2 separate regions of the Homo sapiens genome follow, and region 2 is linked to region 1. Evidence: chromatin contacts called from ENCODE Hi-C or POLR2A ChIA-PET data. All regions are on one chromosome and are shown on one strand. The core of a region is the stretch at or near the end of the contact, and the rest is flanking DNA. Distances in the headings are between cores, read along the strand shown. Region 1 overlaps LOC125312414 (a long non-coding RNA gene). Region 2 has its middle 39 kb from the start of XCL2.

The links. A loop is a pair of places that touch in the nucleus more often than their neighbours do. ChIA-PET counts read pairs that join two places held with the same protein, here RNA polymerase II (POLR2A). Pooled maps may share reads with other maps.
Region 2: a loop to region 1 is called in a map of GM12878, with 4 times the contacts of the local background. The contact joins two enhancer-like sites. A Hi-C loop is called at or near these places in 8 of 168 maps with a recorded cell type or tissue (CD14-positive monocyte, CD4-positive, alpha-beta memory T cell, GM12878 and 5 more), 24 of 37 single-sample maps with no recorded cell type and 16 of 50 pooled maps. POLR2A ChIA-PET finds 5 or more read pairs at or near these places in 7 of 52 experiments (CD4-positive, alpha-beta memory T cell, GM12878, activated CD8-positive, alpha-beta T cell and 3 more).

Annotation. Positions count from the first base shown.
Region 1 is chr1:168,464,238-168,469,695 of GRCh38, reverse strand. LOC125312414 (a long non-coding RNA gene) reads left to right here. Exons shown (of 8, transcript NR_176090.1): 4 at 5,323-5,419. LOC101928565 (a long non-coding RNA gene) reads left to right here. Exons shown (of 5, transcript NR_176057.1): 5 at 5,323-5,458. Among named protein-coding and RNA genes, the nearest start is that of XCL2, 77 kb to the left of the region's middle. Within about 2 kb of position 3,360, at least 8 of the 41 ENCODE cell types and tissues checked have a DNase peak (open chromatin) inside an H3K27ac peak, as active enhancers do; they include CD14-positive monocyte and natural killer cell, where a contact is called at or near this core.
Region 2 is chr1:168,502,300-168,507,757 of GRCh38, reverse strand. No RefSeq gene overlaps it. Among named protein-coding and RNA genes, the nearest start is that of XCL2, 39 kb to the left of the region's middle. Within about 2 kb of position 3,142, at least 3 of the 41 ENCODE cell types and tissues checked have a DNase peak (open chromatin) inside an H3K27ac peak, as active enhancers do; they include CD14-positive monocyte and natural killer cell, where a contact is called at or near this core.

The sequences.
Region 1 (5,458 bases), core at 2,111-4,610:
TTACATGACTTATTACTATCTTTACTATCTTGAAAAGGAAGCTCCACAGTTTAATAACAAACCAGGACAGAAATGACTTCTTAAAACACTGGCTCTCCTGCCATTTAGTGTCCCAGAAAGTTTGTTCCAAGTCCCATCAATTGCAGGGGTTTCTCTTCTCAACAAAATGAGACTTTCTGGTGACAACTTATTACAAAAGAGATGCCCTGCCTCCACCCAGCTTGAACGCTCACACTAATCATATAAAAGGAGGAATATACGTTTGGGCCAACTTGGTTTTACAGAGGAAAATGGAAATACTCTTTTCTCTAGTTTATTTGACTTGCCCAAGGCTAATCCAACATAAAGCAGGAACTGAAGGTCATGGTCATGAATCTGATTTTTATTACACATGTGGCACTATTAGAATTCTTTGCTCTAACAAACAGCTTTCCATCTTCCCAGAAAAAAAAACATATAAAGTATTAATTTACTTATTACATATAAAATTATTTGTGTCTGTACTTGTAATCCCTCAACCATTTCATTGTAATAGGTTGGTCAATAATCAAGGTCAACCAGGTCATCTGTTACTCTATAGCCACCAACATAGCCTCTCCCTGACCCCCCAGCTTCTACTTGCAGCTCAAAGCATTGCTGATGGGCAGGTGTCCCTGTCAGTACAGGGTCAAGTCAGCACTATTTTCTCCTTCCCATCCCTTCTCATAAATTTCTAGCTATACCTCATCTCTTCTTTCTCACTTCTGTTCCTGAGAGGATCAAAGTAAAATGATAGCTTGGGAAATTCCTGACCTATAAAGCTGAGAAGCTGAGGAGAGACCAGACCTAAGCCCAGAGAGGAGCTGGGACCATATTCTTTGGCACACATTCTACTGAAGTATCAAGCATGGTAATGGACAGTCCGCAGTTCTACTTCAACCTCTAATTTTTATATTTATTCACAAAATATGTATTAAGCTTCTATTACTATATGACAGGTGCTGTGCCAGGTGCTAATAGTTTTTTTGTTTTGTTTCGTTTTGAATTGTTTTGTTTTGTTTTTTGGTGGTGAGAAGACTGGTTAGACATTTCCTTATCTCCTCTCCCAGCCAAGTTAACCCTCCTCTTTCTGCCTGAAAGATGCCATGATCACTGTCCAGTCTGAAAGAAGATCTGTGATTAAATGTTTCGAAAGGTAGCTCTGCACTATGAGAATCTTGGACCTGAAATGGAATAGGAAATGTCTTGGCCAGGTTCATGGACACAATTCTAGGACATGACTCTGGTTCATGACTTAATTCAGTATGTCTGATTCGTAGACTCTTCCTGCTTCAGAAAGATGATCTCGTGTGCTTTTCTTAACATTTTGATCCTTAGCCAGTAGGTAAGATCAGATAATCTCCTTCATGCTTCTTTTCAGGATATGCTATTCTTTCAAATTTAGCCAAGACAGAGGATTCCATTCCAGACATTCTTTCCATGAATGGCATTCAGTTAGGAATGTTGTTATGCTTCCATCTTTTTTCACTTAATAAAGGCTTCAGCCAATCTAAGTTACAAATAAGCCTGACCCTACTGAGTTACAAAAGTTATGTTTTCTGTAGCTGGTTTAAGAGAACTGGAATCTGAATTGGCCTTCTCCAAGACTACAAGATTGAGTTGGATGACCTTTGCAAAGGTTTCTGGGAGGCAGCTAGACTAAGAAGCATGGGTCTTTCCCCTTCCTGCCTGGAAAAGTATACAGCATGTATAGTTTACCCCTTGGACAGAGCTAGTCCCAAGAAAATTCCTAAAGCTGGAAAAGCTGGCTACTGAACACCTAATACTCAGTTTCTCTTTTCTAAAATTCCTCCTGCTCTTAGAAACTCCCCTATTGCCCAGATGTCATGCAACTAAATTATATTGCAACCATACAATGGAATACCGTGCAACCATTAAAAAAATATTGTGGAAAAATATTTAGCAGCATGCAAGTCATTCAGGTATTCCCCCAGGCCTCCAATTCTCAATCAGAGCATAAAATTTGTCAAATATTTTACTCTGGTCATTGTTTCCTGAGCATGTAAAACCACACCATTTCCTGCACCAAGTCAAGGTTTACGGTCTTAGTTCCAAGAACTAGTTTATAAGTAATAAACCAGACTATTTCCGGTTAGACTAGCAATAAGAAAATATACTATAATTGTTCTTTTTATTGAGAAGCAGTGACATGGATGTTTATCCATCCTAACATTCTCAAAGATGCAAACTTCTCACTGGAATTTAAAAGACATCCTTTTTGAGTAACCATTAGTTAATACTATTGTTTTTCGAATAAGATATAAACCCTAGTCCATCAGTTCATGGCTAGGGGATTTTGAACATGTAACTTAATCTCTTTAAGGCTCAGTTACTGTATTGACAAAATGCAACTACAATAGTATTTATCTCATGTGGTTAATTGAAAAAGTAAACAAAATAGTATGTACACAACTTATATAGTTCCTAGTAGTCAGTAGATTCTCAATAGATGTCAGCTATTATGCAAACTGCAGGACCTCAGTTTTATCCTCCAGCCTGTATTTAAGAAGGGAGTTGAGAGAGTCTCATCCTCATGGATAAGAGCAAATCACAGACTTCACCAGAGTTTCTAGTCTGTCTTATGAGGGAGTCAGGAATTAAAGAACAGCTTTGTATGATTCTCTGTTTTGTTTTTGACCCAGTCTCTCTCCCCTGTGAAAAGCAGCAAGAGAGGTTTCACTTCTCTATGAGACATAGCAGGGAAGCAGGACCTTGCTCTGGAACCAGTCTTAGGGAACTGTTAAGTTTAAAGCGTACCAAGGGACAAAGCAAGGAGAATGGCCTAAAAGGAGAGAGAAGCCAGCTGAGACCATAGGGCCTTGGCAGTGGCAAAAAATAAGGGCAATTTGGGAAGACAAAGATGGGCCTAAGAAATTGTCTTGGGAATGAGCAATAGGAGGCCTAGGTAGGATTCCTGTTATACAACAACTCTTTCCCATCAGGAAGCCAAAACTACTCTTGGACTTGGTAATTCCCCTGTCCATATGACACCTTAGCCAAAAGGGTAAATCTAATTCCAGTAAATGAAAGTATTTAGAGTCCTCACAGTGAGGAAAACTGTCTGCAGGCACTGGTGCAGAAATGTCGATGAGTGAGAAACTCCAATATGTTTGTTTTGAGAGAAAGAGACAGAGACACCCACAACCACTGTAAGTCAGAACGTGATCCCTGTGCTAGCAGAGGTACAATGTGCTGTGGGGCATGGGGGAGGTAGCTCCAGTGTACTTACTAAGAAGCGTGAGCATGTGTAAGAGTGGGAGGTGGAGAGGGAGGGGCAAGAATCAACATGAGATTTACAACAAGAACATCTCTTTTCCGGGACTGCTGACATATCCTGGGCTTTCTGCCAGCTCTGACCACCACCTGTTCAAAAACCAGAATGAAAAGCATTCCCCTTCCTCAGATTCATGTTGACTTGCTCTTCCTTCCCATTATAGTTTGCCTCCCTTTGCACTTTCCAAGAAATTATAACCCTGGGCTCAAGTGAAAATGAGGATCATCTGATTTCAGCTTGTTAACAAGGAATATTGGAGAGTCTGAATGGTGACGACCATCCATGGCCTGTTGATATATAGTGTGTGCCTTTCTGCCCTGCCTTGTTTGCTGGTCTGAGATTTTGCACCCTCTGTGAGTGGCTAGAGAATTAGGTTACTTCCTAACTGCTTTCAGGCTCACCGTTTCCCTCAAAAATCCTACATTCCAATTCTTGAGGTCAGACTTCTTTGGGGCTACAAGGTAAAGGCACTGGCCTTGTTTTCCTAGTTCCTCTCGGTGTGATGTTAGATGTTTAATTTGAGATCTTTCTAACTTTTTGAAGTACGCATTTAGCACTATAAACTTTCTTCTTAACACTGCTTTTGCTGCATCCCAGAGATTTTGGTATGATGTGTCTCTGTTTTCACTTATTGCAAAGAATTTTTTTTATTTCTGCATTAATTTTGTTGTTTACCCAAAAGTCATTTAGGAGCAAGGTATTTAATTTTCATGAATTGTGTTGTTCAAGAGATCTTTTTGGTATTGATTTTTGTTTTTATTCCACTGTGGTCTGAGATTATGGTCAGTATAACTTTGATTTTTTTTTAATTTATTGAGGCGTGTTTTATGGCCAAGCATGTGGTTGATCTTGGAGTATGTTCTGTGTCTGTGTGCAGATGAGAAGAATGCGTATTCTGTGGGTGCTGGATGAAGTATTCTATAGGTGTCTATTAGGTCCAATTGGTCAAGTGTCAAGTTTAAGTCCAGAATTTCTTTGTTAGTTTTCTGCTCAGTGATCTTTCTAACACTATCAGTGGGGTGTTGAAGTCCCCCACTATTATTGTGTAGCTGTCTAAGTCCTTTCATAGGTCTAGAAGTAGTTATTTTATGAGTTTGGGTGCTCCAATATTGGATGCATATATATTTAGGATAGCTAAGTCTTCCTGTTGAATTGGAAACTTTATCATTATGTAATGCCCTTTTTTGTCCTTTTTTACTGTTATTCGTTTAAAGCCTGTTTTATCTGACATAAGAATAGCAACCCCTGCTCTTTTTTGTTTTTCATTTGCATGATAGGTCTTTCTCTGACCCTTTACTTTGAGCCTATGGGTCATTACATGAAAAGTCAAAAACAATAGATGCTGTCAAGGCTGTGGAGAGAAGGCGATGCTTATATACTGTTGGTGGGAACGTAAATTAGTTCAGCCATTGTAGAAAGCAGTTTGGAGATTTCTCAAAGAACTTAACCATTCAACCCAGCAATTCCATTACTGGGTATACATCCAAAAGAAAATAAATAGGACACATGTACTTGCATGTTCATTGCAGCACTAAATGCACCATGTCTTTTGCAGCAACTTGGATGTGGCTGGAAGCCATTATCTTAAGCAAATTAACTCAGGAACAGAAAACCAAATACTACATGTTCTCACTTATATGTGGGAGCTAAACATTGGACATAAAGATGGCCACAATAGACACTGGAGAGTACTAGAGAGAGGAGGAAATGGGGAATAAGGTTTGAAAAACTAACCACTGGGTTCTGTCTCACTTGTCTGAGTGACAGGATTAACCATACCTCAAACCTCCGCATCACACACTATACCTGATATGGTATATCTATATACATATACCCACCCAAATCTCATCTTGAATTGTATTTCCTATAATCTCCACATGTCATGAGAGGGACCTGGTGGGAGGTAATTGAATCATGGGGGCAGTTACCTCCATGCTGTTCTCGTGATAGTGAGTGAATTCTTATGAGATCTGATGGTTTTATAAGGGGCTTTTCCCCCTTTTTCTCAGCACTTCTCCTTGCTGCCGCCATGTGAAGAAGAATGTGTTTGCTTCCCCTTCCGCCATGATTGTAAGTTTCCTGAGGTCTCCTCAACCATGCTGAACTGTGAGTCAATTAAGCCTCTTTCAATTATAAATTACCCAG
Region 2 (5,458 bases), core at 1,893-4,392, 38 kb before region 1:
TGTTTTATAAGAAGTTGTTATTGCATATAGACTAATTTTCACATAGATAATTACTCATCAACTAATTCATCTCCATTGACTAATTGCCAGAGTTTTTATAATAAAGATTCAGTATTACTAATGCAGCAGAGCAGATTGCCCAAGAGCACAGCTTTGGAGTCTAATTAGATGTCTGAATTCACTTTTTAATATTTTGGCCTCCCCAAGAACTAGGAAACAAGAGAGACTAGGCAGCAGTAATAAGAACCACCCAGGCCTCTGGCGTCTCTGTGTGGAATAAGTTGCCAACATTTAACTGTCTGCCTGGGAAGCCTGTTGCTGTAAGGCCACCTGCTCAGGCAAGAATGTGGAAGTCCAAGCTGATAGAGCCCTGACTTCACCTGTTCGGTTTGCTGAAACAAATGTGAGTGATCAAAGGCAAGAATGGCAACAACTCAGGCCTTCCAACTACTGACCAATATGCCAAGCCTTCATTTGGACCTGAGTCCGGACTCAGCCTCTTCCCTGAGCCAGAGATATTCAGTATAAACAAAGAATCACAGGGCTTTGCAGCTGGAAAGGATCATAGAGTTAATCTCATGCAATCCTTTTGTTCTGCAGATTAGGAAACTGAGGTGAAGCCCTCTTGGGTGAAGAGTTCAAGATTATAGTCTAATAAAGACAGAAACAGAACTAATACCTTGCTGGGTCTTTCTATTCAAGTCTAATGATGGTCATTCCATAACATCACACTGCAGCATTCCCTGCTTTGCTAGGGAAAGCTCTCCAAAATCCCAATTAGCATATTTAACAACAACAAAAAATGTATTTCAAATGAATCTTCCTCAGGAAAGAAGAGAATGCTTTTGGTTGTCACTATTATCTCTGGTAGGAATAACCAGCTAGCGATTATGAGCACTTTTCCAATGTGCCAGGTATTGTACTGGGCACTTTATCAGCACTATTTCATTTACCCTTCCTAATAATCTAATTACATAGGTACCATTATCATCCACATTGTGCTGAAAAGAAATTTGAGACACAAAATATTATTTGTCCACATTCGCACAGCTACACAAGTGTAAGCGATGATTCAAACCCAGATCATCCACTTCATGACCCATTACTTAGTCACTCTGCTATACTGACAATAGACCAACAAAAACCATAGCAAAAACTTAACCAAGATGTAAAACGATGGCTTGTGAGCCTTTTCTTTATTCATGATTTGCTTGGTTTCCTGGGACGTTCAACATCTAAAATTTCAGCCCTCTAAACTGGGTCGGAGTCACTGTGCAAAGGAGTTCTGCAATCCTGTCAAGCATCCAGCTCAAGACTCGGGTGAGGTTTAGGAGACTGTAGAGTCTTGAAACCTCTGTCCCAGTGTGCTTCAGGGCTACTTCTGTTTGGGATTCAGGGCACACCAAGGAGCAGGATGAAGTTAGCATCTTCTCCCCTCCCACTCTCCCTCCTATATTCTGCCACTGGGAGCTTTAAGGACAAAGATGTGAGCAATCCTAACTGCTCTCTTACAGTACACAGGAGAGATCAGAAAGAAAAAGGGGGAGAAACACCAACCAGACCTTTGTAAGACTTGATGATGGGATGGGGTCAGAGATATAGAGGAAATGTTGGTGTGTACATTGCTTGGTTTAAAGTGCATTAGTTTACTTTAGTGTCTGATAAAGATATAATTATCAAAATGTCATGTATCTACTGGGGCATCTAGGGAGATCTGTTTCAGTCAATAAGATGCTAGCTCTTGTAGGGGTCCATTTTTAGATCTGCCTTATGTCTCAGAAGAAGTAATTACTTTGTGACCCACATGTATTTAGTAATGCCAGAGCTATCTCCAAAAGCAGAGAAAGTCTGTAAGTACACAATTAGAAAGATGAAAAGGCTCAAACTGCGGAGATCAGCTTCTTTCCAGAAACAAAATTTGTTTGGAGCAGGGAGAAGAGGAAAGAGAGAGAGTGAAGGCAATGGGCTCATGAAGCTGGAGTAGGGGTGGGGACACAATACCCTTAGAAGAGATGTGAGACTCCAGTAGCTAACTTCACTGATAATTCAGTATTGCCTAGGATTTTCCCATGGTACAGGACAGATAGAGGACTTTGGGTTGGCAGAGGTGGGAGTTAATGGGAGGGAAAGTGGATGTACACTGTAAGTAACATGGTGTTATTTTCATTTTGGGCACCAAAAAAATAAAACATTTTCATTCCCTGCTTTCTGCCAGGCTCTTCCCTTGCTCAGTGTCATTTAGCCTTCATGCCAGCCTTGGGAGAGAGGTCCTTTAAGAGCTGCCTTGAATGATTTTTACAGAATGTACCAGCCAAGGGAGCAAGTAAAGGCTAAAAATCCAACTCACACCCGGCTTGCCACATGAAGGGTCCACAGGCCACTGGAGATTCCCTTTTCTAATTCACACAAAGATGCTATTTGGGCTATCAGCAGCAGCTCTGGACATTATCGCCCCATTTTGCAAGACTCAGAGATGGTGAACCACTTGCCCATGGTCAGAGCAGTAAGTAAATTGAAAAATGAGTATTCCAAGCCCAGTCTGTCTAGTCCCAACTTCACTTTTTGTTTCACTCTGCTAGACTAACTTGGTATTTACAGAGTGGGGAAAGGTCAAGGGAATCCCTCAGGACCAATGAAATGAACAATCTCAATGTAAGGGTCTAATGAGGAATCTGTGAGATAGATGGTAGAAAGTTCTGGAACCATAGTAATATATAAAAAGGCAGAAAGGAAGGCAGGCAGTCAACATTCAATTCAACAGTCATTTATTAGACATCAGCCAAGTTCCAGGCAAGGATCTAGGCACTCAACAAAGAAAGAAATAAGGTAACAACCACAGTTCCCATGAAGGTCACTGTTAATACTTAGAGAGAGTAAGGTGAAAAACTGAAAATCAAGCAGAACTAAGGGGAATCAATTAAAGAGACTGGCCATTATTTGTGTTGCAAAGGACAAGAAAACTCTACAGAGCCAGCATGGAACTTGAACTTGACCTTGAGGCTTAAGAAAAGTCCATTGGCAGGAGTTCCTTAAGTAGTAAAACCTGTAGAGGTAAACTTACAGCCAAAGGCCTTGTAACCTCCAGTCACGGTGCTGAGCAGTACAGTCTAAGCCAGGGTGGAAATGACTGTGCCCTGCTTTGGTCTCTGCTGTGCTTCCTAGAGGCAAACACCCATGTCACAGGTCTCCTGCCCACAATCTCTCTGCAAAGGCTGAAGGTGTCACAGAAGAGAAGGAAAAATGGTCCTGAAAGAGTAAAAGAGACTTTTATACTGTGACTTAACATATCTGGATTTTCCAGATACTGCAGCTCACTTTCCTGAAAGTCTTAGTTTTGAAGAAAAAAAACCAAGCCACTCTTTCCCTACAGTGAGTTGGGCAATAGCTGTGGTGGGGCAATAAGGAGCCAGAGCCAGCTTGCAGCTGGGTGACGTCTCAAAAGGTCATTCCTGCAAAGGCAACCCAACTGCACTCCCAAAGCTGAGCATGAGTCTTGAAGAGCATGAATCAACGCCTTCTCTAGGTCCTTCCATGCCCCTGTCCTAGGGAGAAGAGAAAAACGGAAGTGAGTGGAGAGTATATTACTCAATACATTTCCTCATTCTGTCTTTGTGGCATCATATTGAAGAAGGGTTTCTTTACCCTGTTTAAAGGATAATGAACTGAGGCTTGGGCAGCTTCTACAACATGACTAAGGTCACATATGTCTTAAGGAAAAAAGCCAGCAACTTAACCCAACTTTCAAAGCTGAAATTCTTTTTATTTAATCAAGGCAGTTTAGTGAGGTGGTAAAGAGTACAGACTCGGGCATCTGGTTACCAGGGTTTGAAGCTCTCAGATCTGCTACAAACTAGCTGGAGACTCTGGGAAGTTCATTAAACGTCTCTTTGCTTCAGCTTTCTCACACTTACAATGATGGTAATAGTAGTGAGGATGGTGTGTGTTAATAGGCATAATGCTCATAGAATTATATCTGGCACATAGGAATGATTGTTCAACCAAGATGATGTTTCCATGTAGGAGAAGTAAAAAGGCATTCTGAAAGCTGGGAAAGGAAGAAGGGAGTAGGAAAGACTGGAGGGGGAGGGGTATTAGGAAAGAGAGGAGAAGGGAGAAGGAAGCAACATTAGAAAAATCATCATTTTGTATTTTAGCCATGCCTGGGACCTTCAACCTTACTTATACTTCCTTCCCCACTATAAGAAACAGGCCACAGCCACAATCAGCCTTTAAGGCTGATGAAAGCTTGTCAATAGATGAAAGATAGACAGACAGACACATAAATAGATTAGATGAATAGATTGGATACACAGATGGTAAACGTATAGATAGATAGCTTGCCAATAACAAATGCTCTTATCATAAGTGGAAATTACAGAAAAAAAGGACACTAAAATTGAGGATTTGTGACTCCTTTGATCCACTTATCCTCATGGTTCAACAAAGAGGGTAGCTCTGGCTTGTGCCTCACCTTCAAAGTCTGCAGAACTGTTTGTACCTGTCATACAATGGACCTCCTGATCAGAGGGCTGCCAACCCCACACTCACAGCATCAATGGGCCACAGCCCAGAGGAGGAGGATCTCTTACTAACCACCAGGAACAGTGATCATGGTTCCCAAAGGAACATTTAGCTCAGATCCAGCTACTCAAAAAAGTTTGAAAGATATAATGACAATTATGATGTGAAATTGGCCTCCCTGTAGGGAATCTATCACGGTGATAGAGGCTGAGACTTGGGGTCAGACCTCCAGGATTGGTATTCTGGCTCCATTATTATTGAGCCTTGTGACACTGAACAAGTCACTTTGCCTTCCTCAGTGCCATCTGAAAATGAGGGTAATAATTTCTTTCCCACTGTTATATAATAAAGAATATGCCTGGTCTTTTTCCCAGGTTTCTGGAAAAATGTGTTCTATGCCCCTTGAATTTCCCAAGGGACAAGTGTGTCTTTGTTACTTATGGTGGGACCCTGGACCACACCTTAGTTTACACCAGGGAGACAACTTAGGATGGGGGCTGGTCATGCCAGAAAGGCCAACCGTGTGATTACAAGGTTAAGGGTTTGAACCAAATGTTAACAATACAAACTCCTGACCCCTGGAGAGGGGAGGGAACTGGAGCTTGAACTTAATTACGTGGCCAGTGAGTTAACCAATCACACCTACCTGATGAAACCTCAATAAAAACTCGAAACAGTGAGGTTCAGGGGAGCTTCCTGCTTGGGGAATACACATCACCGTACCTAGAGATATGCATCCTGACAACAGGGTAGGGGTTAATGGAAGCTCTACATTTGGAATCTTGCCAGACCTCACCCTGTTAGTCTCTTCACTTAGCAGGTCCTCAATGGTATCCTTTATAATTATAACTGTAATTATAACACTTCCATGAGTTCTGCAAGTCATTCTAGCAAATATCAGACCAGAGAAGATGATGGAAATCTCCAAATTCATAGC